6 separate regions of the Mus musculus genome follow, and regions 1, 2, 3, 5 and 6 are each linked to region 4. The links are chromatin loops, found by intact Hi-C in ENCODE. Cell type or tissue: heart. All regions are shown on one strand. Each heading gives the region's core, and the rest is flanking DNA. Links, peaks and the distances in the headings are about the cores only. Region 1 overlaps Gm36388 (a long non-coding RNA gene). Region 2 has its middle 87 kb from the start of Esrrg. Region 3 has its middle 79 kb from the start of Esrrg. Region 4 has its middle 23 kb from the start of Esrrg. Region 5 overlaps Spata17 (spermatogenesis associated 17). Region 6 overlaps Gm37896 (a long non-coding RNA gene).

Region 1 (5,322 bases), core at 896-4,895, 370 kb before region 4:
CTTCTCTCCGAGTTCTTAGCTCCAGAAAGAGACACACTCTTTCCCATCTCACCCCCACCCACTTGATCTAATCAAGCCAGACAAGGACCTGGTGTCCATTTGAGCACATTAACCCCATATACAGCCTCTTATTGTTTCTTCTCCAAGACTTCAGGGACAACAAGTGATCCTATCCACTACACCCCCAGCACGGGCCTCGGCACAGCAATTCCAACCAATTAATTCTAAGAGCCTATGACATGCCTCATTGATGACATCCAGAAACCTGGGTGTTAGGGGTACATGGATAGAGATGGACAGAGAGCAAGACCAAAAGGGATCAGAGATAGATCCCTCTTTCGGAAAGGACCAATCTGTTGGGTGTGAGTTTGAAGGCAGAAGGAGCCATGATTTAAGCCTGCACAGTCTCTTAGTTAACTAGCGTCCGACTCCCACCAGCCCCTTCTTTTTTTCCTTTTGTAGGATGCAGAAGGTGAATAATGAAACCATTTTGCTAATAGTTTATGAGGCATGAGATTGGAAATGTATATGGGTAGACCGAAGCACCAGACTAAAATCATCCGAGATGCGCGAGGCTTGGCAGGGAGAAAAACCCTCCCAGTCCCCTCTTCCAAGCCTGGAGCGGAAAGGCTGGCGCTTCTCCCTCTCTGCTCCATCCGAGGGCAGCAGCTTGGCCCATCCTCCCTCTAGCTCTTCACCCTCCTTGTCTCCCCGAGGGGCTGGAGCGAGAAGGAGATGAATTGGGGTGATGGCAAGATAGCTCGACCGGGAGATAATCGTTATCAGCAGGATTTTTCTTCCAGTGATGGGATCTACAGAGATCTATCACGCTAGGCAGCTTTTCCCCCCCCCGGGCATAAAACAATAGGCGGGAACCCGGCAATGGGGGCAGCCATGGGGACGCTGTCTGTCCGTCCATCAAGTTCATCACCCTAAGGCCCGTTTTCCTACAATGAACACACTCAAAACAGTCTGGAACACCCACACTCTTCCTGCAAGTCTTCCCAGCTTTTCTCCTTGCACCACCTCCTCAATTCCAAAGCCTGGGATATTAAGGCAGGATGCAGGAGGACACCTGCGGACCTGATGGGGTTGGGGCGGGGAGCAGAAGACGGTGAAAGATGCTCCCTTGGTGTGGACTCACCAAGGGGTCGCACAGCCTAGAGATAGTCTCACAGCAGCCTGAGAACCTTAGCCCACAGCAACAGCCCCGGGGGGTGGGGGTGGGGGACTGCCCTGTTGGTGGCAAGGCTTCCCAAAGAGGAAAGGCAAGGCGAGTTGGGAGGAGGAGGGTGAGGGCGAGAGTGAGGGTGAGGGCGGGCTCGGCTGGAGGCTGTGAGCTCTAGGCCCAGCTCCCAACCTGTTCAGTGACCGCGGCGGGAAGGCCAGGACAGGTGCGTATCATTGGGTGCGCAAGTCAGGCGGGGGATCCCGCGTTTCCTGGCTTCTGTCCCAGTCTTGGGGCGCCTTCAATGTCTTTCTGAGCCCAGGCAGGGGCCCGGGACCAAATGGCGCCCGGGAAGGACTTCTACCCCACCCCCACCCCCCAGACAAGGAAGGATGTTGAGGCGGCCGGCGCGGTTGTGTCCAAAGCTCGAGTGGGAGGGCAGGAGCACAGGCTTGGCAGAGGCTGGCGGAGAGGACGCGCACACGCTGGCCTAAGTGGACTCGTGGGCTGTGGACACTGTGGGACGCCCAATACTCCTTAGACCTTTGTCCTTTTCCGTTGGGTCCTAGCCAGGTTGGACTCTTGGGCAAATGCGTTTAGGGATCCTGAGGTGACAACTGACAGGATGGGCTATTGGAAAGCGCAGTTGAGGACAGTGACATTTACCCACGGAGGTTCCCAGCTCGCAACCCGCACCGAGGACATTTGACCTTTTCGTTGGCAGAGGGAGGGCGGGAAGTTGTTAGGGGAGGTGGGCTATGGGGGTGCGGTGACTGCAAGCTACTCTTGCAGCTACAGGCCTCCTCGGGCTCAGTGGGCAACGCGATTCCGCAGGCCTCTTCCCAAGCGAGCAGGGCAGACCCTGTTTACCTTCAACCCTCTTCTTCCCGCCACAATTCGCACAGCAACCTACGTTTCTACTTCTTGTGACCCTGGATCCCTTCTTCTGTGCAGCATCCCTCAATGCTTTAAAGCTGAAACCTCGTGAGCTTAGGGGGCTTGGAGTGTGTAATGTTTCCTGTCTGCAATGATTTAATCTTTGAGGAAACAAGATAAAAATGAATATCGAACTAAGACATTCACCTCCGCCCATATCCCAGCCGGGCCAAAGGACCCGAGAAAGGTGAATGCGTGCAATGAGCTCGGTCAATTAGACAAATGGCCCTGTTCCTGATGTCTGGTGTGAACCCATGGGAAAAGGCATCTGCTTCCAGGGGCAGTTTAGATTGGAGAGGGCTAAGCGAGGAGGACCCGCTGGTGCCATTCCGTAGCCCGGCTGCTAGAAAAACCTGCATCTGTAAAGCAAGACACCCCCCACCCCCCACCCCCCAACTTGGCTCTCCATGGTCCTTCCCGGGGCTCAAAGTTCAAGAAAACTAACCGAAAGAGGTCGCTCTCACTGGAGGTCGTTGTTGGGTCGGGAAGGACAACCCTGCCCTCCAGGTTACCCTGGTGGCTTCTAAATTCACCCTGTTGCAATTCCTTCACAGATGCGGGATTGCCCAAATTTCTGTCCCGGTACCTCAAGTGAACCCCGAGTCCTGGCAGTTTTCCTGTCTCCCTAAGGGCTAAGGCTCGCCCAGTCCTGGGGGAAACCCGCCCCGGGCCTTCTCCCTCTCTCAATACTAGGAGGATTTGCCCTTCCTGGCTCGTGAGTTGGCAGCGAGTCGGGTGAGGGGGCAGTAGGGGAAAGCATGAAGCGAAGCAACAAAACTACTGGAAATTCTGGAGATATTAAAATGCAACCGGTGCCAGGAGCCTGAAGAGGAATGTCGGGTCTTTTCCCCAAGGTGTGTGGGTGGGGGTGGGGGAGGGACCTTCACACATTTACAATCGCTCTTCTCATTTGTTAGCTGACTCAATCTAAAACTTTGCTATTTATAGTCTACGCCCGGCAGCCCGAACCCCGTGCCCGATTCCTGGTGCGGAGTGCGAGAGGTTCCCGCGGCGCCTGGCGGACAGTCTCGCTGGCCTCCGGTGACTTGTTTTGTGTTGGTTTTCCCCTCTTGCAGCCGGCGACCAAGCGGACATCCTCGGGGACCCCCAAAGCCACCCACTCCCGAGAGCTCGGAGAGCGGCTCTGCACGAGGGACCTTGTGAGTTGGCGCCCAGCCTCCGGGTACGCGCGGGAGGCGCTGTCGCTTGCCGCGGCGACCTCGCCGGTCGCGTTGTCCCCAGCTTTTGTCCCTTCCGACCTCCAGCCGGGCGCTCTAACTTGCTCTTTTCTTGCTGTCACACATACACCCTTTTCATTTCTGTGCGCACCCCCTCGCACCCCAGTTCCTCGCTCTAGCCTGCTGTCAACTTAAAGCCGAGTTTGCTTCTAGACTCTAGAGAGAAAAGAGGCGAACGGCCTTTCGGCGGGAGGCGGGTGTGTGCGCGGTGCGTGCGGGAGACTGTGCGGGGCCGGTCGGGGAGATTCCGATCCGAGGGCGCCCGGATCCCGCCAAGTGTGTCCTCCAGGGGGGAGGGGACGAAGTGCGTCCATCTGAGGACCTTGCCCTCAGTCACTTTGGCCGCGGCGCCCGCGTAGCCTGACGGTCTGGAGCCACTCGGCCGCCGGCCGCCGTGCGATCACTGGTTGGTCTTAATCATAGCCCCTCGAATCACCACTGAGCAGAAGAGAGAGGAAAGAAAGGAAAGCTGTGGTCCGGGACTGGTCAGAAAGAGTCAGGGTAAGGTCCCCCAGCTCCAGCCAGGCCCACTGGACTCTATCATCCATTTTCCAACGAATGGATGCAGGTAGATCTTGCTTAAGGCGGGACAGATGGTGGCTATGGGGAGACCTTGACCTTGTCCTTTTTCCCCTAAGCGTCAGAGCCTCAGACTAGGTTTCTATGGTGTTAAAAATCAAGAGTCTGGAGGTAGTGAGTCTGGAAAGCTTTCCCGACCCCGGGGCGAGACGAGTTCTCAGGCATGCGTGGACGTGGACTGGCGGGCTCTGGGTGGTTGTATGCTCTCAGCCTCGGTCAGACACTCTTTCCCGCAGGCGCGCTGTGGCCCGCTTGTGGCTCCTTCCTGGTGTGTCAAAGTGTCCTTTGCAATCTTGGCAGAGTCACGGTCTAGATGGAGAGCGATGCAGGGAAGGTTGTGACAGCAGAATACTGGTCTCTTATCAGTTTGGAGGAAAACGAGAGCGCGGGGAGTTAGGAGCCAGGAAATGTACAATCTGGGATCTGCGCCCCTGCCCTGCTGCATGTCCTTGCCTAGTGCCCCCCCCCCCCCCCCCCCCCGTGGCAAGCACCTCCAAGCAATTCGTCAATTTCCCCTAGATATACTGGATCTTACTTTTAGGATCCTTCCTGGAACTCGTCCCGCTCAAGGTTGCCAAGGCTGCTTTGGCAATAGACTAGGGAAGGACGAAGGCTAAGCTCAGACTTTTGGTGGTGCCCTATGAGTGGGCCTTCTCTGCACTTCAGAATTTCCCCACTGCCCACAGAACAAAGGGATGGCATGTTGGGTGTTGCCAGCCTCCTGCCCGCCTCCCTCCAGTCTGCGCACTGCAGGACCTGTCTGGTTCAGGCTGGATAGTGGGTGCCCACACCTAGTTCTGATCTGCCCAGATTTTCACCCCAGCCGGCTTGAGACAGTTGGCAGTTCCTCTGCCAAAAGCAAAAGCCAGTTTCTGCCACTATCCCCATGCAGATCTTGGAACTATGGTTAGGAAACTGGTAGCATTGACACTTACTGTACAAATCTGCGAGTAGAAGCCCTGTCTTAATCTCTCTTCCACCTACCTCTCTCCTATCCCTCCCAAGATGCCTCATCTGAATTGTCAGAGTGACTTGCCCTGTGCCTAAAGGGAAGGAGAGAGGGAGGGAGGGAGGGAGGGAGAGAGGAAGGGAGGGAGGGAGGAGAAAAAGAAGGGAAGGACAAAGAGGAGTCAGGCACAATGAAAATAGTCAGGCCTCTGTAAAACAGAATGGCCCTTTGCTGGTTGCTTTCCTTCTGCATGGACTTTGAAAGGAACAGAAACCTTAGAGAGGGCAGTGGCCACCAATAAATCAAGTCTTTCCTTACCCCCAGGACATGAACCTTTCCTATCTGTCCCTTGCTTAGAAGACACCAGTTAGAGATGGAGAAAGCCAAGCACCCCTCCTGGTTCTTGAGCTTGAATCCAGCCCACCAGGCTCCTGGACCTCCCCAAAGCATTT
Region 2 (5,322 bases), core at 775-4,774, 64 kb before region 4:
GTTGCTCTGGCAGAGAAAGCCCTGCTGTTCTGCTAGGCAGCTTGTAGTGGCTTGGGACCCTGTGAGCCTGGGCGGGGCTGAGGCTTGAGCTGGGGGGGTCCTGTTCCCGAGTAGGCAGGTGGCACAGACCCCAAGAGAGCTAATCTTCTGAAATTCTTTGGGTGGTTAGGAATGTAGTGTCTCCTCTTTCTCAAGGCCCTACTCCAAAATACCAAGCTCTGAAGCCCATGTGCTAGATAGACAGAAGGCTGGACTGGCTTAAAGCTCAGGCTAGGCAACCAGCTCCTGTGACCTCAGGCTAGACCCTCACTTCTCTGTATCTTATTCCCCAATTTGTAAAGTCAGGAGAGTAATAAAAAATGCTCTTTGAAAGACTAAACATGTAAGGCTCTTAGCTCTTGCCTGCTGCATAGCGATCAACCTCTGCATGCTCCGCCTCTGTATGTGCAGCACTTTTGACTTTATAAGAGAAGAGACTGGGGGAGTAGGTCACCAGCTCAGCGCAAGACCACTTAGCCAAGAATAGAATTCGTCTTCCCCAGCTTCATGCTTTTACACTACTAACCTAAGGTGCTCTGCCTGCAGGCCCTTCACATTCCTATTCTAGGCTAACAGTGGGAAGGCACAGCCTCACCCAGATCAACCTGACCTGATACATCTCACGCTCATTGTGCTGATGATAAATGAAACAGAGAACCATCTCTCATGATCGCTGCACTAAGAACGCTATTGGACTTTTCAAAATCTGTGTTTTGTGTGCTTGGTGATTTTGGAATGTTTAAGGGGAGCAGGGCGGGGGGTGGGGGAGAGGGTATAGGGAACTTTCGGGATAGCATTTGAAATGTAAATAAAGAAAATATGTAATAAAAAAAGATACGATTATACTTGATGTAGACATTTAAATGAACTTTGAGCCTGAGCCGAAATATGGCAGGATTTATTTATTTATTTATTTATTTATGTATTTTACTGTTCACAGTGGTGAAAGCCCTCTACAGTCTTCTGCAAAGACATAGAAGCTTCTAGAATAATTCTAGAAGCTGGAAATAATTCTAGAGAAAAACACATCTTCTAAGTGAAAGACTGAAGTAAGTGGCAAAACATAGAAAGGTTAAAACTCTGTGTATCAGGCAGCATCAAATGGTATGGGCTATGTCTGGGTTGTGTATCATGTGTGAGATCAACACTCATAAATACATTTGCAAGTTAATACCCGGGTATTAACTAGTCTAAATGACTAGTTATCAACTGGGAAAAAGAGTTGGATTTGCCAGTTATCAAATGATTTACATACACACAATTCTCTCAATAAACAAACAAAACAGTTTATGCTTGTAGGCATTATGTATTTCAACTTCTTCTATATTCTGAACTTTATTCTGCAGATGGAATTTCCATTCAACCCCCCCCCAAAAAAATACTAAATAAACACAAGTTGGCTGTTCTTGTCCAGGGCTCAGCCTGTTAAGTTGGTTGGTTGTTAGATATGGTTCAGTGGTCCAGGGGGCGGGAGCATTACTTCTCAGAAGTTGACAGCAATGTTGTCATAGTTATGTCAGGATCTGAGTGTGTGTGTGTTTGTGTGTGTGTGCGCGCGCACGTGCGCACACTCACGAAGCCTTTGGGCACATTAGCACATTTAGGTGGTAATGCAAAATGGGAAGTAATTGGGTTGAGGTGCTCCTGAGACATTAGTGGCGCTGCAGGCAGGGAAGCACGCATCGGAAAATAAATGACAAATTAGTATGCGTAATCTCTTTATTGTGAATCAGATGCCACGGCAGAGGTTCATAACACATTAATAAACACCAGTTAATGCAAGGGAGACCTATTCCTGAAACTCACAGGGGCAATCGGAGTACTTTCCCAAGAATGTGAGCGTGAAAGCCGGGGAGCTGAATTAGCAGTGCAGTGCTTGCTGTCCCAGTGGAAGGAGCTAAGAACCCACATACGTGCTCCTTGGAAATGGAGGGCTCCCATAATCCTAGTGTGTGGGGGTAGAGCTAGGGCATCCCCAGGCTAAGCTGCTCCATAAGGCAGCTGAGTACAAGCTGAGCTCTAGTTGAAAATGGAGAATGACTGAGGATGGTACCTCATATCAGTCTCTGACCTCTACATCATCATACATGGCCACACACATGTACCTCACTCATGTGAACATGCATACACATTTCACACACACACACACACACACACACACACACACACACAAAACATACCACATAACACACAAAGAAGATAACATGAATTTACTAAATAATTTCTCCTCTATACAGCACACATTACATCTAAAACTAAAGAATGTGCCACAGGTGTCCTTGTAGTTCGGAAGCACAGGTGGACACTGTCATTCAACTCTACCTGCCTGAGCATCTCACGTCTCTAGCAAGCTGAAGACAGGCAGGTTTTGCTCTTTCTTTTCTTTTCTCACAGATGAGCTACCTAAAGGTTGGGGCAGTCAAATGACTGAGCAAATGCTGCTGAGTCAGGTAAGAAGTGAAGCCTCAATTTCCAGGCTTCAAAGTTTATAGCCTGTGATCTCACATCCTCGTCTATGTCAGAATAAAAATCAATATTCATTACAATTATGTAATACATATTTTCACCTATCCTGAGGTGACTCGGATCCCTGGCCTGCAATTACAAACGTATCTAAAATCCTAAATTATTAGTAATTTACTGTTCTTGATAACACAAGGCATTAGAAGACCTCCTATGTATGAAAATTCTGAGACACCCACAGCTGAGCCTTGGTGTGTCCACAAGTGTCACTCAACAGGCTTGGCATGGCCGCTGATCTCCTGTTCCGGCTCTTGTCTGACTGAGTCATGTGCTTAACAGGCAAAGCTATGTGAGTCATGGGGTTTCTCTCCCAGCATCTCCAGTGCATGAGTCAGCTACCACCGCTCACGGGATCCTTTAGTGACTAGGCGCCGTCCATAAACCCCTCCAGCTGAGATCTGGTCACTCTGCCAGCTTGTGCATCTCTGTGGTGAGCCATTCAGCTGGGTGCTCTATTTTGTCTTAGTTAACACGATGTTCTGTAATTGTCCTGGTGTTTATTATAAAGGTGATGTTCTTGCCTGTAGAGTTCTTTCTATTTTTATGTAGTCAGCCCTTCCCTTGAAGCTGTTCAGCGTAGAAAACGGGCACTAACTTTATGCTGGTCAGTCTGGACTAGGGAGGCTTGGGGTAATTGTGATCCCTCTTGTTTGTTTGTGTAAGGACACGAGCTGTGACATCAGTAGGAATGAGGTCCCCTGAGATATTGGAAAGAGTTGATGATGTCCCGTCAAGGTCACGGAGGAGAGCTGGTGGGAGAGCTTTACCAAGAAGCGCTTGCTGACAGGAGCCTGATATGGCTGTTCCCTGAGAGGTTCTACCAGCACATGACTAATACAGATGCAGATACTCACAGCCAACCATCAGGACCCCAATAGAAGAGCTAGGGGAAGAGCTGAAGGAGCTGAAGGACATTGAAACCCGATGGGAAGAACAATATCAACTAACCAGACCACCCAGAGCTTCCAAAGACTAAACCCCCAACCAAAGAGTATACACGGAGGGATAGATACATATATAGCAGAGGACGGCCATATATGACATCAATGAGAGGTGGGGTCCTTGGTCCTCTGGAAGCTTGATGCCCCAGTGTGAGGGGATGCTAGAGAGGTAAGGTAGGAATGGGTGAGTGGGTGGAGGAGCACCCTCATAGAGGCAGGAAGGGAGAGGGAAGGTGATAGGGGCTTTGTGGAGGGGTAATTAGGAAGGGAGATATCATTTGAAATATAAATGAATAAAATGATTAATAAAAGAAGAAGAGGAGGGCTGGGGCTGGAGCTCAGTGGTGGAATACTTGCTCCACATGTAGGAAACTGTAGGTTCCATCCACAACGAATGAGACCTGTGTGCTGTGTGGTTTGGTGATTATGTTTGCGCTAGAGTTATCACCGTTCATTTTTTTTTCTTTTTTAAAAAAATTGTTTATTTTATTTATTTACATATCAAATGTTATCCCCATTCCCAGTTTCCCCTCTACAAAGCCCCTATCCCCTCTCCCTCCCCCTGCTTCTATGAGAGTGTTCACACACCCACCCACCCACCCACCCACCCACTCCTTTCTCAGTGCCCTAGTGCTCCCTTATGTTCAGCAACAAGCTGTCCCTTCCCATTGATGCCAGATAAGGCCATCCTCTGCTACGTATGCAACTGGAGCCATGGATCGTTCCATGTATACTCTCTGGTTGGTGGTTTAGTCCCTGGGAGCTCTGGGGGGTCTGGTTGGTTGATATTGTTGTTCTTCCTATGGGGTTGCAAACCTCTTCAGCCCCTTCAGTCCTTCCCCTAACTCCTCCATTGGGGTGCCAGTGCTCAGTCTGATGGTTGGCTGGGTGCATTCACATCTGTATTGGTCAGGCTCTGGCAGTGCCTCTCAGGGGACAGCTATACATTTTTAAGGGAGAAAAGTTCCATTGTGTATGGCAATTGCCTGTAATAAAGAAGGAGGAAAAAACAGGAACTGTCGATCCTTCTTCGCATCTGTGGATGTTGCGCCTCTGTGGTTGTTGCGCCCTGCTCTCTTGACCACTGTCAGAACAGTGGTACCACAAACACTTCCAGGAGATGCCCTGCACCCCTACTGAGACAGGAGAAAAGCTCTGTTCTGCCACTATGTAGAAATCACCTTAGTGACGCCTTTGACTCCCGCTTTGGACATGGAGCTCAGCATGCACCTAATATATGCTTTTCCACAGAGATCCATCCCAGTGTCCCATAACGTTTCAGGACCCCCTGGACCTTTAGAAAACACTTAAATATGTTAATTTAGTATTTTTTTAATCTTTCTTATGTTAAAGAAATAAGCTGGAGGCAGACAAGGTTAAAATACTGGATTTCAGTTCCTTGTCTAATACCTTTCTTAAGCATATACTTGACTCCTTAGCCGGATTGGTTTTTGGGGGGTGGGGTGGGTGGGTGTTTGTTTCTCCTCTTGAGAGCAACGTAGGGTAATTACTCTGTCTACCTTCCTAAGGACAGTGTAGTAATGTTTCTACTAAGTAGCCTGTGATCAGGCGGCAGATAAACAGTAGAGCCTCTGTTTTAATGACCCCCTTCTTGACAGTGGCCTGCCCTGTGCCAGAGCCAGCACCCTGGGCCCTGCTTTTGTTCTATATTCCCCAGTACTACGACAAAAACTATTTACATTTTTGCCTGAATAGCTTAAACACCATTTTAGAAGACTTTAGATTGCTTTTGAACATATTTGAATGCATCTTTAGCCATCGCTGGGCTTAAAATGGAAACCCTTTTTTCAGCTTATCT
Region 3 (5,322 bases), core at 781-4,780, 55 kb before region 4:
TTTCTACCACATGGGTACCAGAGATTGAAGCTGAGTGGTCAGTCTTGCCAGTAAGCGCCTTGATCTCCTGAGCCACCTAACCACCCCATACATGCTTCTTGGGTGCTCAGACTCACTGTGGTTTTCTTTCCCCTCCCCCTCCTTGGAGCGCTGCAGTCAGGGGTCATGATGACTTTTAATTGGCTAAAGGGACAGAAAGATGCTGCTGGAAAGTTAAAGCAGGTGCTAGGAACCATCTTTCCTTACCTAGTGTAGTGAGCGCTGCTTCAATCCTCCTTTCCCTTTGAGACCAAAGCTAGACATCCATTGTTTGTGGAAAACAAACAAACAAACAAATAAAATTCCCCCAAATTAAAGCAAAACAAAACAACACATCCAATGTTATCTTACTCATTAATGTTTTATTAATACACATTGGGAACAGAGATTAAGACAAACAAACAAACACTATGTTGACAAATAGAAACAAAACTGGTCAGAAAGTCCGGACTAAACTTGATGATCTTCCAACAGCATGTAACACTTTTCTGTCTCTTTAAACTACATATTTTTTGTGCATTGTGATATGGAAGTGTGAGTCAGAGCACAATTTTTGTGGAGTCAGTTTTCTTTTCCCGCCTCCATGTAGGTCTCAGGAATTGAACTCATGTTGTTGGGTTTGTGCAGCAAGCACTGTCCTGGCTGAGGCATATCGCAAGCCCCTTTTTGACTACTGGGGACTACGCCAATATAAGTGTAACACCAAAGCATAGCCAACCTCCAGAAAACAATTCCTAGGCAAAATATCCATGCATTTCTCACAGAAAGGGTGGGAAGCTTGAAAGAGCCTCCTATGTGCCTTTATACCGACAATGAAAAGTAAGGATTGTCCAGAAAGCTAGAAGGGTCCAGAGAAAATACTGGAAGCCTCCAGAGAAAATGCTAGAAACCTCCAGGCCAGTCCCTACTATACTGAAACATGAAGCAGAATCTAAAGCTCGAGGCGGCTACGAACTTGACTCTTACTGGTCTGTTACTGACTTGAGATCTCCCAGCAGGCATTGCAGTTCAAGAAATCTATGGAACTCACTCCTTCATCAAGTATAGGGAACCTACCCTGTGTTGAGACCAAGACGAAGTGACAGAGTTCCCCACAGAGCCCTGGCTTTACAGATCAGCTTTCTGTCCAAGCCCACAGGTTAGCTGGCACGCATCCCCTCAGTACCTCAGGGAGGTAAAGACTGAGTCATCATCTCATGATAGGTTTATTCTCCCCAATTCTTAAGACAACAACAGAAAGATGATACCTGGATGCAATTCCCCTGCCAACAGAGTGCTGTGCAATCCCTGAGTCCCCCGGAAGAGGATTAGAGGTTAGCTCAAGGATCTTGATGTCTCTTACACTCTCGATCCCTCCAGCTCCATTTCACTTCCGGAGCAATACCACACAGGGGGCGGGACTAGAATGAGGTGGATGGTCCACAGCCTGGGCATCACCGGTGACCTTGTTACTGTGTATTAATTTGTAGTAGTGGAATTAAAAACGGTCTGTTCTTCTGCACAGTCATGCCTCCAGTTGATAAGCACAAAGAAAAGTAAATTAAAAAAAAAAAAAAACTCACCTATTTCAAACCCTCCCATGCAACCTTTTTTGTTTTATGACAAAAGAGGCTTAATTAACATACCAGGGCTAAGCAGCCTTCCCAAACTCATGCTAATTATGTATTCTGTTGACCGTGACTCCAGTCATACCGTAATTGGCTTGCAGTAACATGACATTTCAAATCATCTCTTGAAATTACATCAAAAAGCCAGCCTGTTTTGTTTTGATAGGGGAACAATCAATTTGATAAGTGGTAACACAGCTCATTGTTTCACATTAATTAGACTAATTGCTGCGTGTTAGCCTCTGAAACAGACAGAACTTGGAGAAGACAAAGGCTGCGGCCTTTCACACTCCGTGCCTGTGATGGTTCCACTTGCCTGCACATCCTACAGGCAGAGGACAGAGCTGTTAGGAGGCAGCCTTGCAGGAAGCTGGGGTTAACAGTAGAGTGATGTGTTCTGCTGAGTACACAGGCTTTCAATTAGAGCATCTAGGCTCCTCAGACCCGCAGACGGACAGAAGGATGGCCTCAAAGAGAAGCTATTGCCTAGCTATTACAGGTTAGGATCTTCCAAGCAAGTTCTAGAAACCTCCTGACACCTTTCCTTCCCACCCTATATACTCTTGGATTCCTGCTAAAAATGCCCCATGCAGAGCTCTTTGTAGTATTCTGGACATAAGTGCTTTAAAAACAGGTCTACCACAAGACAAACGGAGTCCAAACAAAACCAAATACCTCGAACTAAAACTCCTTTTAAACATTTCCAATTACAAAGGTGTTTTAACCCACAGGGATGGAGCTGCCTGTCATTCCCAAGGGCTCATTGCTTAGCTCTCCATTTGACAGACTGTACCTTGGATTATTCTTGAGCCTGCCAATTTGGCCAAATTGGACAGTGTGATGTTCCTGACAACAGCACATGTCAATCTCAATTGGCAGCCAAGAGCATTTCACTTGTGACCCGCCTGGGCTTCTGATTCTCACAGTGGTTAAAGCTATCCTGTTACTGGGTGTCTGATGCAATGGAACAGAGGTCTTGTCCAAGCAAGAAACATCCAGCACTTATTTTAAAAGGCAGCAAAAGAAAAGACGCTCCGGCTGCAGAGCTCATATGTGGTCTAGTTATCCAGGGCTCGGAACCTTCGCTAACTGCTGGACTAGGTGAACCAGGGTCTGGTGGGTATGTTCCAATCCATGTCTGTAGCATCTTCCCTGTTAAGTGGGATATGACTCTACATGTCCGGCAACACAGCTTCCTGCCACCAGTGAATTTAGATGATCTGCCCTCTTGATGGCTCTTGGTTTGACTTTGATATCAGAGACACGTGTCAAACACCCATCGGTGCTGTCTGGGAGCACCCTGGTTCCTGGGGAATGGAGCTCCCCACGCAGTGCATGGTATGGAAGGACTTCCTCCTCTCCAGTTTCCCCAGCTGCACTGAGAGGCCACTGCCGCCTTGAACAGGAAGGAAAGCAACAGTTTTCCCATTAGATACACAACGGCATTACACACCCTCAAATTGTGAGTATAGTGCTTTGCTGTGTGCAAATGCTTGCTGGACTTGGAGAGGAGAGTTGGGAACCTGGCTTAGGAAATGGATATGAGATGAGGAGAGAGTGGCTGGCTTTGCACATGAAGGTAGGGATGGGGGAAAGGGTGGGATACAGACATCCACACCAAAGCACGGTGTGTCTATCCCTCTTTTATCACCCCTTCAAAGGAAAGGACCCTTTGCAAGTACAAATGCATGCAGCAGATTTGGTTTGGTCATTTTGAGTGTGTGTGTGTGTGTGTGTGTGTGTGCGCGCGCGCGCGCGCGCGCGCGTGCGTGCTATATCACCTAGCAATGAAATGGTTGTTTCTCCAAGTGATTAAATCTTCCATAGCCCCTTTAAAGGTACAAGGGTTTGTGATTTCAGTGTACCAAGATGCTAATGTTCCTAGGAAATCTCAGGGTTTGTTCAGAAGGCAAATGACAAGGGTGTGATGTGCCAAGACCAAAACCCCTTAAAATGTAGGCACAGGGTGAGCCCCCTTCTCTTCAGTACAAGTTGAAAGCTTCATTGTTAGCATCCTTCTGTGGCTCCTGCCTCTAGTAAAGTCAAGCTCCACTGTAGGCAGAGAAAACCATTCTCATTAGCTGAGCACCAGCCTCTTGCAAGCTTGGCAGCCAGCCTAGGGTCCTTAGGCTGTCCCATGCTCCACCTTAACGAGATATTGACAAGACATGGCTAGCCACACCGAGAAAAGGGACTAGGTAAATTAATTAATGAATTAAATTGTCGAAGAACTGACAAAATAATTGTCAGTATTTGAATACAGATCCATTGTTCAGCAGAACAAGAAAATGGACCAGTTGCTTGGTGTAACAGCTGGCATACCAGTGTGTGGGTGCTGATTTCTTTTTGTATTGCTTCTCTCTCTCTCTCTCTCTCTCTCTCTCTCTCTCTCTCTCTCTCTCTCAAGTGTGGCTATAGAATGGGAAGTTAGGTAGAAGAAAGAACTACCGAAGGATTCTTAACCTGTGCCCAATCCTTCTGGCCATTTATTTACTTAATTCCGACTGGCTTTTCCCCACTTTCCATTTAACCACAGATTCTCCAAACAAGACACAGTGGGATAGAGTCACCAGGCTTGGGACTAGGAAGCAGAGCCTAACAGCAGGTAATTTCTGCTGAGGAGAACAATAAGGATCAGAGAAAAATCAGGAACAAATAAACATAGGAAGACATAATGTAGGGAAGGTGTTTAAATGGGCACAGTTGGCAGGCTATTAATCACATGGTGGTCCCACATACAGACCTGTGTGAGCAAAGCTGCCACTAAAGGATGAGAGGGTGGACTGAAGCCCAGGCAACTCTGCAGCCCTCCCTCCAGCAAAACATCAGAGGGGCAATGGACAAGCAGGTTAAAAAAATTTTTAACAAAAATTGATATGGTTTTAGTAAATATTCAAATTCCAACTGGTTCTTGCTATCAGGCTGATGTTTAGTTGTGACCATGGCTGTTTTTACTTCTAAATGGGGAAAGTGGATTTCACTGAGAGCCAGAGATTGGTTTTGGAGTAGAGATGAACTTGTACACAGACACTCATGGAAGCCTTTATTTCGAAAACTATGAATAGAAAGTTTGTAGAAGATATCAGGTGTCAATGTGGGACCTGAAGAATGAATAGCTTTTAAAAAAATAATAAATTCAGTTCTTCTGTATAATTTCTTATAAGAATCAGAGAATCTCGCCATATTCCTAAGTTGAAGACACAGCTCTGAGAGGGCTGGCCTTTGGCTTCCCCCATGTTCATCCCATGTCCTTACCCAAGGCCATCAGCAAAGGACCCCGAGGGATCCACAGTCCTTGAAGATGATGCTGACCCACAATCCTTCACACTCCAGGGCTGTGGACCATTGTTGGCTTGTTTACTTCATCGGCTTCTGTCACTGGAGGCCACGCTGGCCTAGATTTCACTAGATTGGCCTTGAATCAATGGTAGTCCTCTTGTCTCAGGCACTCAGGGGCTAGGATTGTACGATGGAACCAGCACACCTGACTCCAGTTTGCCACTCATTCCTTTAAAAGTGCAAACCCTCAGGCTGATCTCATAGAATCTGGACCTTCACATCCCAGACAAAGGCAAGCCCAAAAATACAGACTCACCCATGTATAGGTCACTACTGAGCATGCCCTGTAGCAGAGCTTGTTGAAGGATACACAGGAGTGATCATCAAGACTGATAAT
Region 4 (5,322 bases), core at 554-4,553:
AGGTGCTTGCTACCGAGCCTGGGGACATGAGTACAGTCTTTGGATTTACGTGGTGGAACCAGAGAGCTGACTCCCACAGACTGTCCTCCAAGCTCCACAAGCTCACCACAGTGCTTGTGTCCCAGCCCCTCACACATAAATAATAAGCAAATGAAGCAAGATAAAATGTAAGAATTGATTCCTTTTGTTGATTTTCAGAAGAGGAACTCCCACCTCCAGTCTCCTATAGCAGTTGGGCTGAACTGTGTTCAGTTGCTACCTGTCATTCTTTCTATCAGAGACCTATCCCCTCCTTCAACCCCCTTTGCACAGCACCCTTGTTACCACTGTGGAACTTTTCAGAAACTTGAAATATGTGAAGCTTCTTGGTGCAGAGAGGAAGCAGGGAAAGGAGGATGCTGATTCTGCTTACTAAATCAAGAAGCAATCCGTGTTTCACAAATGTCTTTGTGTTTGAAAGCCATGTGCACATCAAGCCCTTGATTCTTGGAGTTCTCAGTTGTTCATCTGCTAAATGGGAACAACAGCCACCTTTTGAAGTACCTGAATAACCCGGGGTTGAAAGACCATGTGAGGTTGTAAGGATGTTAGCTGGTAGCTCAGTGGGCAAAGTGCTTTCTGAGTGGGCAGGAGGACCTGGGTTCAATCTTCAGCCCCCAAATAGAAGAATAAAATAAGTCTAAAAGCCAAGTAAACTTAAAGTAAAAGCATCTATTTTCTTTCCTGTGGCTGAAGTCCTCTTGAAGTAACCAAACCATGGGGCCAAGATGATGGCCTTTAGCATGTCAAAGTGGTTGACCAGATGGCCAGGCCCATTCTACATAATGACTCGTACTCTGGTGGTTTGTAATTTATGAAGCTTTCTAATCGGAAGTACACTTGGCTGCCAGCAAGCTCAGCCACAGCATAGATACAGCTCCATCTCAAAATGAAGAAAAATTCAACCTGATACTCTTTTCCCAGAAATAAGGAGCCGCTGCAAAACCCAAGTGGGTTAGTAGAGCCCGTTCTGGGCCTTATTTATAAACTCAGAAGAAAGATGCAGGGCAGTCCATGCATGGCTCCTAGCTTGGAGTGATGATGGGGAAGGATGGTTGGAGAGTGAGGAAGAGAGAGAAAGTGCAGGGAAAGAGCTGCAGTGAACTGATGAGAACATTTCTCTACTTCCATAGTAAAAGGAGGGCTTTTGGGTTTGTTTGTTTGTTTGTTTGTTTGTTGTTCCTCCTAATTTTTTTTAATTGATTTTTTTCTTCCTGTATGTGTATGGGTGTGTGATGTGAGTTTGTGATGTGGTAAGCCTCTGGACCCACATGTGTACATACACACCTGTGTCTATGCGTAGCACCAAACTTGACTACACTGTCTTCTTCGATAGCTCTTCATTTAATCTTTTGAAACAGAGTCTCTCGGTGTACCTGGAGATGGCCAGTTTCAGCTAACCTAGCTAGTCAGTTTGCTCCAGGATGTGCTGTCTCTGCTGGGACCACAGGTGACTTACATACCTACCTCCTTCGTGTATTCTGGGGACCAGAACTCTGGTCTTGATGCTTACACAGCAAGTGCTTTATCCACTGAGCCATCCCCTCAGCCTCCCATCAAAGGTTGTTACAAGTTGGAAGAATGAGAACTGTGTTGACATCCTCACACCTAAGATGCTGCCTGGTAGTATCTTTCACTAGGGATGTGAACTCTACTAGTTTTGTTCTCTGGTCTTTTTTCTAACACAACCACCTTGCTAAATTAGTCCCATCTGAACTCACAATTTCCAGAGAACATGGCTTGCTACACACACACACACACACACGCACACACACACACACACACACACACACTGCCCCCTTTCTCCTCCTGACATAAGGAGACTAAGAATAACCCATCCATCCACTCTTTCGTGTTGGGTGCCTTTGCGATCTGGAACGCTGAGATCACTAACTTCAGGCTAAGAAATAAATCTGCCTTCAAAAAGCACTGAGAGGGATGGGCGAACATTTTAGAAGAGAAGTCCGTGAAAGCCTCTTGCAGTGCTAGATGGATCTGTGTGGGTTGATGAACCACTCAGAAAACAATAGTTTCCTGATTCGGTTGTCTTAGCTTTTAAGCTTTAGCCGTGAGAAAATGGTTAAACAGACAGCCATCACTTTGCCTCACATTTCACTTGTGTGCTTTTCTTCCTTGCATCAGGGAAAGGAATGGTGTCTCTCATTTGATTCAAGTGAAATCTTTGAAATTGTATGGCTTTGGGTTAAGGGTGTAGGGGTCGGGGGAAGCTCTATCATAAAGGAAGAGATCCCAGTGTGTTTTACAAGTAGTGGCATATTGCCTGTGGACTTCCTCATGTGTGACATTTGCTAAATTGCCACTAAAAAAAGTTCACAGTTAAGTCATGGATTTTTCATAGAGGGTCATACATAGCTAAGGAACTTTATTTTTTAGGTCTAGGTGTTGGTAGTAGAGGATCTTGGGATGAACTGTATCTAAGTGGTGTTAGGAAGTAGATGTGCATTGAGCATCTGTAATCAAAATCTCAGTCTGATGGTTAAAAAATCTCACGAGCCCTTGATGAACCACAGAACTTTATAAAGCAGTGCTTTGAAAACTAGGGGTGGAATATAGGCAGAGAAAGAACCGAGGCAGCCCTCTGAGGAGTGCGAGGGAGTCAGCCGCAAATAGTGGAGAAATGGCCTAGCTGGGAGGCTTACCACGAGCAGAAAGCAAGCAGTCTGCGCTCTCCCAGGCAATGGCGGCCAGCTTAGAAGCGCCACTGCCCTCTGTTGTTCAAGGAAGAAATGCAAACCCCAGAACAGGAGCTTTGGCAGCCTTTGCTATGTAAACAGACCACCACTGCGAATCAGGACTGCACTGGAAGGAAAGAGGGAGGGAGGGAAGGAAGGAAGGAAGGAAGGAAGGAAGGAAGGAAGGAAGGAAGGAAGGAAGGACAAAGAGGGGCAAGTGAGGGAAGAGAAGGAAAAGAATGAAAGGAAAGAGGAAGAGAGTAGGAGATGGGTAGAGAAGGAAGCTAGGAATACAGGGGTAGGAGAAGGAGAGGAGGGCAGAGAAAGGCTAGAGTGCTCTCTGCTCTGCACTTCACTATCATTGAGCAAATGGAAGAACAAAATTACTAACCCCCCACCCAGCCACGCTTACATTTATTATCGTAAGAACTATTCTTCAGAAGAAATATGGCCTACCTTTATTTTGCCTTTATTTATCTTATAAAGCAGGTTTCCTATTTTAGCTCGAGCTGAAGCAGATGATCTTGTGGCTATCCTCCTGTCTCAACTCCAGAAACACTGGGATTTCAGGTGTGACCTGCCACTCACTACAAGAGACACCTTTCAATTTAGTCCTGGCAGAGGGACCTCCAGTCCATCCACTTTCTTCACTGTTTCTTGGTTTCATAACTCTCAGCTGACACCCCATGCTTGGACCTAGTGTAATGTGGGCAACGATTTCTTGTTTCCCCCTTTCTCTAATTGACATTTCTCAGTGTTGATTTTTTACTTTTTACTCTGCTGTCCCCACAGCAAACACAAGGATCAGAAACGTATTTTAAAAGCTCCAGGAACATAGAAACTGGTACTCCTCGGCTATGTGTTTTACAAAATTAAAGATTACTGAAGGCAGGACAACGTCATTCAGGCGGATCATTTGGAATTACATTAAACAGCTGCTGGTGGGCAGCTGATGACAAAGGCGTCCATTTTGATCTCCTCAGCACAGGGACGCTAGCAGGGCGCTCCCCACGTGGAGCTCTGAAGAACACATTGTGCTCTGGAGACCCACACAGCACGCTCCCTTGGTGCTTGTTGCCAAACACTGGACTCTAATCACTTTGTATTCAGTCACAGATCCAGGAAGTCCAAATCCAGCCAGACAAATGCAGCCTGGCTTAGCAGAAACAGCTATAACAGGTGCTTCAGTGTGGTCTCAGGGAACCTGAGAGACAGGACAAACAGTAGAGGATAGTGACCATCCTGTCTGGTTGCCCAGCGCACAGGATGGCACCCGGCCCTGAGCAGCGGTGCGCCGTGGAGGCCAGCTAATTGATGCCTAAGTGATGGTGGAACAATACAAAAAAGATGCTTAGGTACCCTAGCTCTGCAGGCCCTCTGCAAACGGACTGCTGCGGGGGCATCTGTAGTCTGGCCCCAACCCCGAGACAGAATGGATGGGAGTAAAGCTCATGTACGGTTAGAAACTAAAGGGGTGGATGACTGATTTGACGTCAGCAGGTGCTGAAGATTGCTGGCACATAGCAGCCAATGAAACTGGACTGGCTGCTGGCCTGCTCTGCCCCTGTCTGCAAGGACAGGTGGTGCACCCAGCAGGCCATGCGCATGTGCCCTGTGACTGTTTCTCCACGAAGCCCATTCCTCCCTGTCATGGGTTCCTTGCCACATTCCAGGTCTCAAAAGCTGAGCCCCTGAGAAAAAGTTCACAAAATGCAACTGATTCTTTGATGCCCTCCCAAATCATCTCACTTCAGAACCAGTGAGACAGTATAGATGCCTCGTAAGGAGCAGGGAGGTGGGAACAGACAGAAAATGCCCGAATTTACCTGGCGTACCCTAAGCATCTGAACACTAGAGGAGAGCCTGGGGCCCCTGTGCGTTTAGTCAGGGTGAGCTGCAGAGGAAACCGGAAGCAGGAAGTGGCAAACACGGACTCACAGTTCTGTTAATAGTCAGACTCATGGTCTGGTATTTGCCTCTGCATCGGTGTTAACATTTGACTGACCGTCTTGTGTCAGTCAAAAGATTAAAGAAAGCCCTTTATTCTTCTAACCGGATAAAAAGATATAGGTCAGATTAGAGGAACTGGGCATTTTTTTTTTAATTTTTAAATAAGCCATTGAGTGTAGTAGGCATTAGCAAGGGTATATTTACAGTGAGTTGAGAACTCATTGCTTATCATGGCTTTGGCTTTCATTTGCTTCTCTCCTCTCTCTCTCTCTCTCTCTCTCTCTCTCTCTCTCCCTCCCTCCCTCCCTCCCTCCCTCCCTCCCTCCCTCCCTCCCATCCATTCTATAGCTCTTAGTACTTACTTACTGGATTCTAGACCACTGCTCTATCACTGAGCTACCTTCAGCCCAGAGATCTTCTTGTAATTTGTATTTTTCCATAGCTATACCTTCAGATACCCCCATCTCAGCACACACATCTAAGGTTTTCAGGAGTATGACCACTTCTATCACTCCATGTTACAGGATCCATAGCATCCCCCTCTCATTCAGTTACAGCACACTGAGGCAAAATGAGGGTGACAGACTGAGTGATCTATGTCATGCAAGCATAAGGGAAAATGTGAGTGGAGTTCACTAGT
Region 5 (5,322 bases), core at 386-4,385, 840 kb before region 4:
CAGTGAGATCCTGTCCCCCATAACCCTCCAAAAGCTACTACCCAAAACTAACTATCAATTATCTTACTACCAAGCCCTCTTAAGCTCCTGTAGAAATTTGCCATAACAAAATGACAGAGCACAAAAGAATTTAGAATCGGAAGCAGGGAATATGTGAGTAAGAAAGCAAACATAGGAGGTGCAGGGTGTAATGGGGCTAGTAGTGGAAATTAAGTAGTGGTGAGCCCTCCAAAATGACTGGCAGGTTTCTCCTGTGTCTGACTCCTTTCACTTTAGAGCTATAAATAACTACTCTATTGTCCAGATAGTACATGGACTCCTTGAGTGTGTTAACACACCAAGACTGCTTCCCATCTGCCCTAAGTTTCCCACTGCGTCAAACTCTGGGCTTCTTTGGCTCCTGGGCAGATATTTCTCCCCCTTTCCTCTTATGAACTATTAACAATCTCTCAGTGTTCTCCAGTCTACACTAATAAGGACAGCTGAACAGTTAATAGATTTCATTGACAACGCAGTTTAATAGGAAGGCGAGAACATCTTTAAAGGAAGGGAAAGGGAAAGGTCAGTGTGGTGAAAAGTTGTAGGAATTGTGGGAAGTTGTTGGAATTGTGGGAAGTTGTTGGAACTGCCCTTTGGCATGAGAGCAGGACTCTGAACGTCCAGACTGTAACTAGCTGTAAGAAGGAATCAGCTTCATCCATATGTTAGAAAATCCTGTTGGTGAGCTTTTCTTGAGCATAATGTCAGGCTGCGGTGGGATGACCACACTGAAGAGCAAAGGAAGGAAAGACTGAGAAGCAGGGCGGAAGCAATAGCGGAGGGTTGTCAATGTTTATGCTGAAAAGGAAGGGTTGTTTTAAACATATTTGTTTTAGATTTTTGAAAATTTCATAATTGCATATAAAATATCTTGATCATATATACCTTCAAGTTCTCCATAAATCCTTTTAGACCCACCCCAACCCCGTTCCCATCTTTCTCTTCTTTTGTCCTCTTGTTTTTAAAAATTTCTTTGCATAACCATCGGGATCAATCTGTGCACACTCATGATTGTGGGGCTACCAACTGAAGCATGGCTGACCAACTAGAGGCCATACTCTTAATTATGGCTGTCCCTCCCCAGAAGCCATCTGTTACGCAAAGCGCCTCAGCTAGGAGTGGGGTGTCTGTGAGTGTCTCTCCCCTCTATATTAGAATGTTGACTGGCTTGCCTTAAGCAGGTCTGATGCAGGCGACCACAGCTGCTGTGGGGAGCGCAGCTGTCCTTCATGTGCAGAAGACACCGCTCACTGCAGCCCTCCCTGACCTCGGGCTCTCTCTGTGTCCCCTGAGCCTTGTGGGAAGGGAGTGTGATGCAGGGCTCCCATTTAAGCTGAGCACTCTGCAGACACTCAGTCTCTACATGCTCATCATTGGTGTGTTCCTGCACTGTCATCAACCATGTAAAGAAATCTCTCTGTTTAGGGCTGAGAGCTGTGCTAATCTGTGGGTACAAAGGATTCTATCAAATGGAGAACATGGAACCTTTCAAACTTGACAAATGTCAAGTGGAAATGAAATATTATTGTTTTTGAAAGATTTCTCTGACTGTAGTAAACTCATTGGTATAATGAGCTTGACTTAACTAACAGTAATTCTAGAGAACACTGTCATTGCTTTGAATGAGGGAGATGGGCATGCGAAAGCTGTCTTGACACACGGAATGCTGAGGTGGAAGGCAGTGGAGAACTGCCTGATGGAGAAAGTCAAAGGCACATGACAAAATGCATGCAGCCAAGAAAGGGTACAGCCAAGTAACCACAAGGAGCCAGACTGTCCCTGAGTGAACGAAGTGGCTGCTAAGGTCAATGGGCATAACATGTGCTGCAGCCACTGATGGCCGTGTGTCAACACCATTGCTCCTGAGCTTCCCCGTAATGGCTGGGTATTCTAGCCTAAGAACCTTGTCCACAGCAAAGCCTGTCCAAACACAGTATTTCCAAATTCACGAGACACCTGACCCAGGTGCACCCACACTATTACACATGCAAACAGTGGCACATGTACACAGAGGGACTGCCATTTTCCATGGCTCTATTTCCAGATGGAAGTGCAAGCCACATGTCACATACTAAGTCCTTAATGTACATAAGCAGACCACCTCTCAGCTTGCTGTCTTAGGAGGACAGAATAGAAGATAGTACACAATTCAGAAAAATTAAATATTTCTAATAAAGCATTTTAATCTTATAATCTTGGTCTTCTAAACATGTTTCCCATTTAACAGCCTATCAGTTTATTATAACTAGGTCAAGTTTAAATTTTAATTAAAATGTATTCCTTCCTTATATAAATTCAATTTGATATGGTTTTGAAAAGAAGATTACTGTACACATTTTATTTTTTTAAAAGATTTAAGTATATCAAATTATAGTTTGTTGATAATGATCACAGCAAAGGGCATTTTTAAAAATCACAAAACTGATAAGAATTAGTTTTGTACCCATGTGAAAATTACTAGGATAAGGAAAACATAAAAATATTATGTAAATGATGACATGAAAATTATTTCTATAATACTTTTAATTTCCATTTGCATATGCGTTAACTAGCAAATGACAGAAAATAAAATATGCAGCTATATTGATTGCTCCATATTGTGTTTCTATGTTCTTTCCTATGATCGTATTAACAGGAAATGAGGTAAGTCACCGTCGGTCAATTACTACTAAGGACAGTTCTGTACAGGATGCTCATCTCCAAAGCACCGGCCACTGCCATTTGGATCTGGAGTGTTACAGGCACCTTGTGACTGGGCTGAGCCTCAGGAAGCAATGCTTTCCTTTAGTGAATTCAATAACAGGCCTTTGCGTACAGCCACCAGTAGGTGGAGCAGACAGCATAATTTATTACTGAGAACAAGGGCAAAGGAATGAAAGTCGGGTTCTTTGGAATAAAACAAATCTGTAAATGAGATTTTCTTCAAAGGAAATATGCCCTGTATGTGTTAGATTTGGTTTGACTGGTTACTGAATCAAAATAAATAACTTTATTAAATAATCAATCTTCGCAGAAAGATAAATTTACAAATGGAGGCATTGCTTGCATTTTACTTTATTCAAATCAACTAAAATTAGCTTTCCTTTCAAAAAAATTTTACAGGGACAAGGAATTTTTTGATGTGTTCATTTAGTAAGGACGTTGAACACAATCCTGCTTTTCAGGTGGCGGGGCATAACAAATAGTATTTTCTAGGAAATATAATTGACTAATCCTGTTATGTCTGCAGCAACAAATTAACCTTATTACTACTAGTAAATGGTGATTGATTATTTATGCAAATAAGTTGCCATGTTCGGCTTTCTGATTGAAATAAACATATAAAAGAGGCACTTTACTATGACTTGAACTTTTTAATTAATAAAGCCCTGAGGGGTGTGTTAATTCACCCATTGCAATATTAGTTATTTACTCATGTAACTCCTATTAGCACAAACATATTTGCTTGAATAAAGATGAGATAACAATAAAACTATGAATAGCTCCTGAAACTATTTTTAAAAAATACATCAGAGTCATACTGAAATAGGCTTAAAAATAAGCTTAAATTATGCCTGTAAGTATCAATACATCAGCATAACCAGTCTAGGGTTATTAATTCATTAAATAGCATTAATGAATTAATTATTAAATGTAGAAATTAATAAACACAATTTTGCTCTGCCAAATTCAGCAGTGTTTTCAAAGCATTGTTTGCCTAATGTTTTCTATCTACTAACAATATTAGGCAACATTAAAACTATAGGAATATAATGTCAACACATTACTATTGTACAGTGCAAATTAATAATGCCATTACTAAATTGTTGAAACTCCCAATAAACTATGTTGTCTTCTAAAGATGCTACAGATGACATTCTTTTTACAAAGTTCAACAAAACTGTTTGTGTACAAATAAACTTCTCACAAAAAAAAAAAAAAAAGAACTTTCCCTTGCTACTGACAATTAGACTGTGAGTCTTTGGAAGTGAAACCTCCTATCCTAGACACCAGCGGTCTGGGGGAGTTAACATTGACAACTAAGAATATTTTTAAATCCAAAGTTCAATTTCCACCCAATAGCCAAGTCATTAAGGCAAATGAGAAACAATGCTCACATAGAGTGTATATTTCTGTTTCTTATATAGGGAAAGTATTTTAAAAAATTTTTGTATCAGCAAAATCAAAACTGAAAATGGTTGTTAATCTTAGTGAGACTGCTTATAGATAGCAATTTTCTCCCATTAAAAACTTTGTGTGACAGCCGACTTAAATGAGGTTGAATGTTCCTTATGGCTAAGGATCTGCTAGCATAACCACACACGCACTAAATTCCCAGCACAGGACCCATGGAGGGTAGGCATTCAGAGACATGCCAGTCAGAGGACAGGCTGGGGGCTACAGTCAGTGTAGGAAAGCTCTACCTCGAGTGGATCATGAGACAAACACTGAAGCAAAGGAAGCAGTCCGGATCTACTGGCTGTGTAGCAAGGCTTGCATTTGCCATCCTTTGGCAGCATCCGAGACCATGGACCAATGAACAGATTGGACAATAAGGTGGTATCACTCTTCTATTTTATCACCAAGATGTTTGCCCTTGGGGGGGGGGCGGTCCTCCATAAGTTCAAAGGTTATCCTTTTATCTCCTTAGTTACCTATAGTTACATTGTAAGATCACCATCATTTCATAATCCAAATTACCAGGATGATAGAATCTCTGACATCTTTATAATCTTCTCCAAGGGAGGAGGTCTGACAACACAGCCTCACCTGCAATGTCCCAACACCAATGGCACCGGGTACAGTGAAGTCAGCAGCATGGAGGCCACAGTGTAAAGAGCTCTCTCTACTCCTCAATTAATAACTAAAACAAATAAAAGAAAGGAGCCAGCTCCCTCCTGCCACCATCAGGCTCTTGGGGCTTGAACCAAGGGTATTAGACTTGGTGGCAACTGCCTTTATCTACTAAGCCATCTCACCAGCCAATTCACACATTTAAAACCATATTTCTCTGGGTAGAATATTCTATGTACAATGCATGCATTCTCAGCAACCATAACAAAATCTTAAGTATAAGAATACATTTCTAAATATTCTAAATTCCACATTTATCTCTCCATATGAAGCAATTTGTTAAAAAGCTTTACTTGACAATGTCTATCAAAATTTAGAAAAGGAAGAAGAATTTTCTTAATCTCAACATTCATTCAATTAAAAGAGAAAGCCTGAAAGCCATCTCAGCCTAATAACTTGCCAGTTCTTGATCATTTCACAACACAACAATAGGTTATGCCCTCCGTGTTG
Region 6 (5,322 bases), core at 732-4,731, 520 kb before region 4:
GTATCTGCTTATATTACTCTCACTGATAAGTAGAACCATGCGTGTCAAGGCCTTTGGTCACAGAAATCTTACATTAGTAAGCCTTGGGGCTGCACACTTGGCTCCGGCTTGGAAGGTGTTGGGGTTTCCTAGACACAGAAGATTCCTGTGATACAACCCTCTACCCTTAGCTCCCTCTGGGTTACCCTAAGAACAGGTACCATGGCTCTATTTCATGTTCTTTGCCCTAAAGGCAACCCGGCAAGACCTCTAACATGTGCACCTGGCACTAAACCAGACCTGAAACGGGGGCTGCTAAGACCTGCTGAGAACGGAGAGGAAGAGGAAATTTGAGGATATTCATCCTCCTCTATCGGGCCTCCCCTCTCTTGTTTTGAACTGTCCAGTTCACAAATTGACCAATCACATTCCCACCCCCACACCCCTGCATTCTAGCCTGCCACACTCACCCAAGGAGAAGTTCTCTGTAGGTACTTGGCAGTTCTAGAGAACACAGGCTTAAATAAGAAGTAGCCTGGAGCACTGCAAAGACCTAACAAGACAGAAATACTTGATTCTACTTCCAGCCCAGCCCCCATTGCACCTTGACCTTCAGTGGGTCACTTAGACAGAATCTTTTGTTCACTCATCCATTCGTTCCTTTGTTTGTTTTGTTACAGTGACTCACAATGTAGCCCAGGCGAGCCTAGAATTCACTATCTTCCTGCCCCAACTTCTCCAGTGAGATTAAAGGCATGTGCCACATGTAAATGTGCAGAGTAAATCTTTCAAGTGTGTTTTGTTGTTGCCAGTGTTTGGTTTTGTTTTTCTTTTTTGAGACAAAGTATCACCCGGTAGGAGGCCAGGCTAGGCTTTTTTTTCTTTATCCTCCCTCCCGAATGGCAGGATGATGGTATGTATTCCCATGCTGGGTTTGAATGTTGTTTTGTAGTCAGATAACAGATACAGACAATTGTTGGGATCACAGTGAGAAAATTTTGTCAGCTTTTCTAGAAAACTGTCTGAGGAAAATGCACACCACAGCGCCTGGAGATTATTCTCCTTTGACCCCCAGCAGTGTCAAAACTTTGGGAATTATCACTATAAATATGCAGTGGCTGGCCTCTAGGTACTGTGTCCTCTGTCCACCTCACACTGTGATGTTCCTATCAAGGTGTCCTGTGACTGCAGATGGAGTCCTTAGCTTCTCTAAGCTCAGATTTAAATGCTGCTCAGATTCAAATCCATCTCTTCCTCCTACTGAGCTCTGTCACCAAAGCCCATTGGCTGGGAGGAAGCTCTCGGGGCTGTGCTGCCTGCTCTGAGAAGCCCTGATCTCCTTGCTACCTCTGAGCTGTCCGCTTGCTGCCTGAGGAGTGAGTTCTTTCTGTCAGGTCAGTTATCTCTCAGGACCACAGCTCTGATTGCATCTGACATTGCTACAGAGTAGAGGTTGCTTCCACCGTAGTATCTTGAACACTCAAAAGGCTCTGAACTTGTCGGAGGAGCAGACAGATGGTGCTCAGAGACTCCTCGGAGCTCTCTCCTACCCCATGCGTGTCCTAGCCTCCGCTGACACTCCAGTACCTTCCACCATGTTCTCAGTTAAAAGGATACTGATGAGAAGGTGACTCAGTGGTCCCTCTGATGAGCTAAGATTCATTTCCCAGACCCACAAGATATAGAAGGAGGGAACTGACTCTGGCAATTTGTTCTCCATGTGTATGTACATAGTGCCCCAACACCCACAAATAGAATCTAAAATAAGAGACATGCCTTATTAGTCTAGTATATAAACAGTCTTCTTAGGTCAGATGGGTGGCTCATACCTGTACTCCTACCACTGGGGAGGCTGAGGCAGGAGGATTGTTGAGAGCTGTAGGCTAGCCTGTGCCACATAGTGAGTTTCTAGGCCAGCCTAGACTGCATAGTAAGATCTTGACTCAACACCTCAGAAGTAAATCACCTCAAATATACAAAAGCTGCAGCTAAGTTCATGTTATACGGGACATTTTAATGAGTTTTTGAGACATTTTTGAACCCTTTACCTTTGGCAATACCAGTTAACTGTTTTGTGGGTTTTGAGTTGTTTCTTACACACCCAGGGAAGTCCATGAGAACAGCTACCATGCTGTATTTTGTAATCAGTGAACCCTAGAGTTTAGGGTGGCACATGAATGATAGCTACAATCTGTAAGACTTGGAGAGGGGAGAAAAAAAACCTTCAGAAGTACGCATCTTATAGAGTCTTAAGAACTAGAGCTGCCCAAAGAATGCTCTTAATCACGCTATCCAACTTTCCTCTCCTTTAGATCACAATACTCAATGTGGAGGAGGGAAGGGCAATCCTGAGCTTTCATTGGGCATCTCAGCAAACTACCTTGGTCTGACAGCTCTAGAAATTCTATTTCGTTCTTTTCTGTGTCCCCAGAGGCAGTTCCGTATAAGGTGGCATCGACACACAACTCCAGAGAATGCAGCTGATTACACACCAAACTTTATTAACCAAAACACAGAGGGTTTACATGACAGAAGCAACTAAAGGGAGAGAGGGCTTATTCTGGATCATAGTTTGAGAAGACAGTCTGTCACGGGTTGGGGGAGGCATGGAGACCAGGAGTGAGGCTGCTGGTCACAGTACATCTGCAGTTGAAAAGCAGAGAGAGGTTTGTGTTAGCCTGCTTTCTCTTTCTTATTCTGATCAGGGACCTAAACATGTAATGTTACCATCCACACGGCAGGGGGCGCGCTTCCTACCTCAGCTATCCAATCTGCATGCTCCCTCACAGACATGCCCAGGGGATTGCAATCTAGGTAATTTTAAATCCCGTTGAGCTGCAAATCTATATTAATTGTCATAGTCACCCATTTTGGGTTTTCTTCTGGGTTAAAACACAGCCGACACATGTCCACCATAGAAAGGAACACACAGAGTGAAGTCATTTCTGCACACGATCTCCCCCACAGCACAGCAAGACCCACTGAGGGATAGCTTTAAATTTTCGCTGATAACACTCTCAGGCTAACCCAGTGCCTGCCATGACAGGAGTACTACACTTGTTTATGAGTGGGAGAAGAACAACGGCATAGCGGACTGTCCTTCAAAGCTGTGCTGCAGCGTGTGGGACCTTCTAATCCTCTCATCTCCCAGATTCGATTGGCACAAGAGGAGGTAAGGATCATTAGAGTGACGGGCATGCCTGCAAGAGCATCGCCCGCTCTGCCCTACCCATACACTTAGGTTTAACAAGGGAAGGAAGTGTGAGAAAGTGCCCGAGGAACACGATGTGCAAACGGAGAAGGAGAAGATTAAGATGAAGGAGGCTGTTTTCTGGCATGAAGACCTGTGCTCTAAGTGTGGTTGTTTATTACGAATGTTGGATGCACCAAATGCATTATCCAACCTTCAAAATGAATAATTTACAGTGGGCGCTCTGCACTGGGTTTGAAGGCAGCAGGGTGATCCTGGAAAACAGGCCTGAGAGTGCATCTCAGGTCGAGTGGGGGTTGGGAGTGGATTTTCAATGTGAGTCTGCTGATGCAGATTCTGACTGTGAATCTAGATGCGAATTCTAGATGTCAGGCAGCCCCCACAGAGCACCCCTTTGTTTGAATTGTGATGTCATACATTACGGCCACTGTATCTTTTATCCAGGTACACAGGCTGATGTAACCTCCAGCTGAACCCTCTGATGTCATGAGCCAAAATGGATTCTTTCTACCTTAAATTGTCTCAATTAGATATCTGTTCACATAATATGACACTTTTCTATAAGAATCTCATAATATATATGGAATTATACATAATATCATCACAGAAAAAATTAGTATGTATTAAATGCATTTTCTTAATTTTAAAAAATGATTTAATTTTGTTAGTAATTTATTTGTGTGGAGGGACACTTGTGCATGATTTATGCATGTGTGACATGTGCACAAGTCTAGGTGAAGAGGCCAGAGAAGAATATTCGATGCTTGGCTGTATAACTCTTCTCCTTATTCTTCTGAGACAGTGTCTCTTACTGAACTTGGAGCCTGAATTCTCTGCCTAGATGGCTGGACAGCAAGTCCCGTCTAGTCTTCTGTCTCCACCCTGACCGGTGCTAGGGTTATAGAAATGTGCAGGTAGGTCTGGGTGTGTTGAAACTTGGGTCCTCGTGCCTAAGCAGGACACATTTTCATATAATAAACCACCTCCCAAACCATCTTAATGCTTCTAATTAGACATTTGTAAGAAGATCAAGTGATGGAATGCACTTCAGGCTAAGCACCACATACATGGTAGCATGAGTGTGGGTGGGAAGCCCGGGGAGTCTTTTTAAACTTTGTCAATATGAGAAGGAAAACACTCATGCAAAATAAAAGCTGGGGAGCTGAGAATGAGGCTCAGTTGGTAGAGTGCCTGCCTAGCACGAAATAAGCCCTGGGTTGAGCCAGGTGTGGTGGTGCACGCCTTTAGTCCCAACACTCAGGAGGCAGAGGCAGGCGGATTTCTGAGTTCAAGGCCAGCCTGATCTTCAATATGAGTTTCCAGGACAGCCAGGGCTACACAGAGAAACTCTGTCTCGAAAACAAAAAACAAACAAACAAAAAAAAATTAAATTGGTTTAATGCTTAGCACGACGTAAACTGTGCATGGTGGCATATACCTGTAATTCCAGCATGGAGATGAAGGCAGGTGAATCATGAGTTCGAAGCCATGCCTGGCTACATAGTGAGCAGCCTAACTCTGTCTCAAGAGATAACAATGTTGAAGTAGCTGAAAATGGTATTCTTAATAACTCCCATTAAATAGAGGTCTAATGCACGATGAGAATTCTTGTAAGAACTATACAACTAGGACTCCAATTCAAATTCCCCAAGGACTAAGCTATTATTCTCTTTAAAGTTATTGTGTATGTGTGCATTAGTGTTTTCCCTGTATGTTTGCCTTTGTATGAGGTACATGCATACAGTATTGCCAGAGGCCAGAAGAGGGCGTCAGATACCCTGGGACTGGAGTTACAGCCAGTCCTGAGCCAGTATGGTATCTAGGCTGGGTTCTTTTTAGTAGTGTGCAACCAGGGCTTTTAATCACTGAGCCATCTCTTCACCCAGGAAGATCACCGTTATTGGGACATAGATGTTCGAAGTAGAGAAACTAGTAGTTTTTTTTTTAGCACCTCTTCTTCAGAGAAGATACGGTTAGGAAACAGGAAATTTAAGGTCAGCCTTTAGATGAACTCAAAAGGCAAAAACCACCTTGATTGTGCAGGTCAGCCCTACTTTAAAAGTCTTGCTCCTCACCCAGTCCAAATATGTGTATATTTGGGGAGTTCCACCATCCTTGATAAAACCATAAGC

What was found. A loop is a pair of places that touch in the nucleus more often than their neighbours do. Peaks named below come from ENCODE experiments on the same cell type or tissue, not always from the same donor. Only the 100,000 strongest peaks of a DNase experiment are listed, where the experiment ranks them.
Region 1: it touches region 4 in a loop (3-fold over the local background); 4 of 42 quality-filtered maps call a loop at or near these places.
Region 2: it touches region 4 in a loop (2.1-fold over the local background); 2 of 42 quality-filtered maps call a loop at or near these places.
Region 3: it touches region 4 in a loop (2.2-fold over the local background); 3 of 42 quality-filtered maps call a loop at or near these places.
Region 5: a loop joins it to region 4, with 2.8 times the contacts of the local background. A loop is called at or near these places in 9 of 42 quality-filtered maps.
Region 6: a loop joins it to region 4, with 6 times the contacts of the local background. A loop is called at or near these places in 19 of 42 quality-filtered maps.

The regions. Positions count from the first base shown.
Region 1 is chr1:187,605,942-187,611,263 of GRCm38, forward strand. The region is part of intron 1 of Gm36388 (a long non-coding RNA gene); the gene reads right to left. It also overlaps a transcript of Esrrg not described here. Among named protein-coding and RNA genes, the nearest start is that of Gm46176, 40 kb to the left of the region's middle. In heart, for the core only: a CTCF peak has its summit at 3,263; DNase peaks (open chromatin) are centred at 1,870 and 3,240; H3K4me3 peaks cover 3,891 bases; H3K27ac peaks cover 3,742 bases; H3K27me3 peaks cover 1,271 bases.
Region 2 is chr1:187,908,060-187,913,381 of GRCm38, forward strand. It overlaps a transcript of Esrrg not described here. Among named protein-coding and RNA genes, the nearest start is that of Esrrg, 87 kb to the right of the region's middle. RefSeq lists an enhancer at 1-997. In heart, for the core only: no CTCF peak of the experiment used is centred there; a DNase peak (open chromatin) is centred at 2,862; H3K27ac peaks cover 2,469 bases.
Region 3 is chr1:187,916,609-187,921,930 of GRCm38, forward strand. It overlaps a transcript of Esrrg not described here. Among named protein-coding and RNA genes, the nearest start is that of Esrrg, 79 kb to the right of the region's middle. In heart, for the core only: no CTCF peak of the experiment used is centred there; a DNase peak (open chromatin) is centred at 2,473; H3K27ac peaks cover 266 bases.
Region 4 is chr1:187,971,883-187,977,204 of GRCm38, forward strand. It overlaps a transcript of Esrrg not described here. Among named protein-coding and RNA genes, the nearest start is that of Esrrg, 23 kb to the right of the region's middle. In heart, for the core only: CTCF peaks have their summits at 2,763 (motif pointing left) and 4,322; no DNase peak of the experiment used is centred there; H3K27ac peaks cover 1,831 bases.
Region 5 is chr1:187,134,798-187,140,119 of GRCm38, forward strand. All of the region lies in intron 6 of Spata17 (spermatogenesis associated 17), which reads right to left. Among named protein-coding and RNA genes, the nearest start is that of 1700007P06Rik, 12 kb to the left of the region's middle. In heart, for the core only: a CTCF peak has its summit at 2,874 (motif pointing right); no DNase peak of the experiment used is centred there.
Region 6 is chr1:187,449,665-187,454,986 of GRCm38, forward strand. All of the region lies in intron 1 of Gm37896 (a long non-coding RNA gene), which reads left to right. Among named protein-coding and RNA genes, the nearest start is that of Gm37896, 4.5 kb to the left of the region's middle. In heart, for the core only: a CTCF peak has its summit at 2,723; no DNase peak of the experiment used is centred there.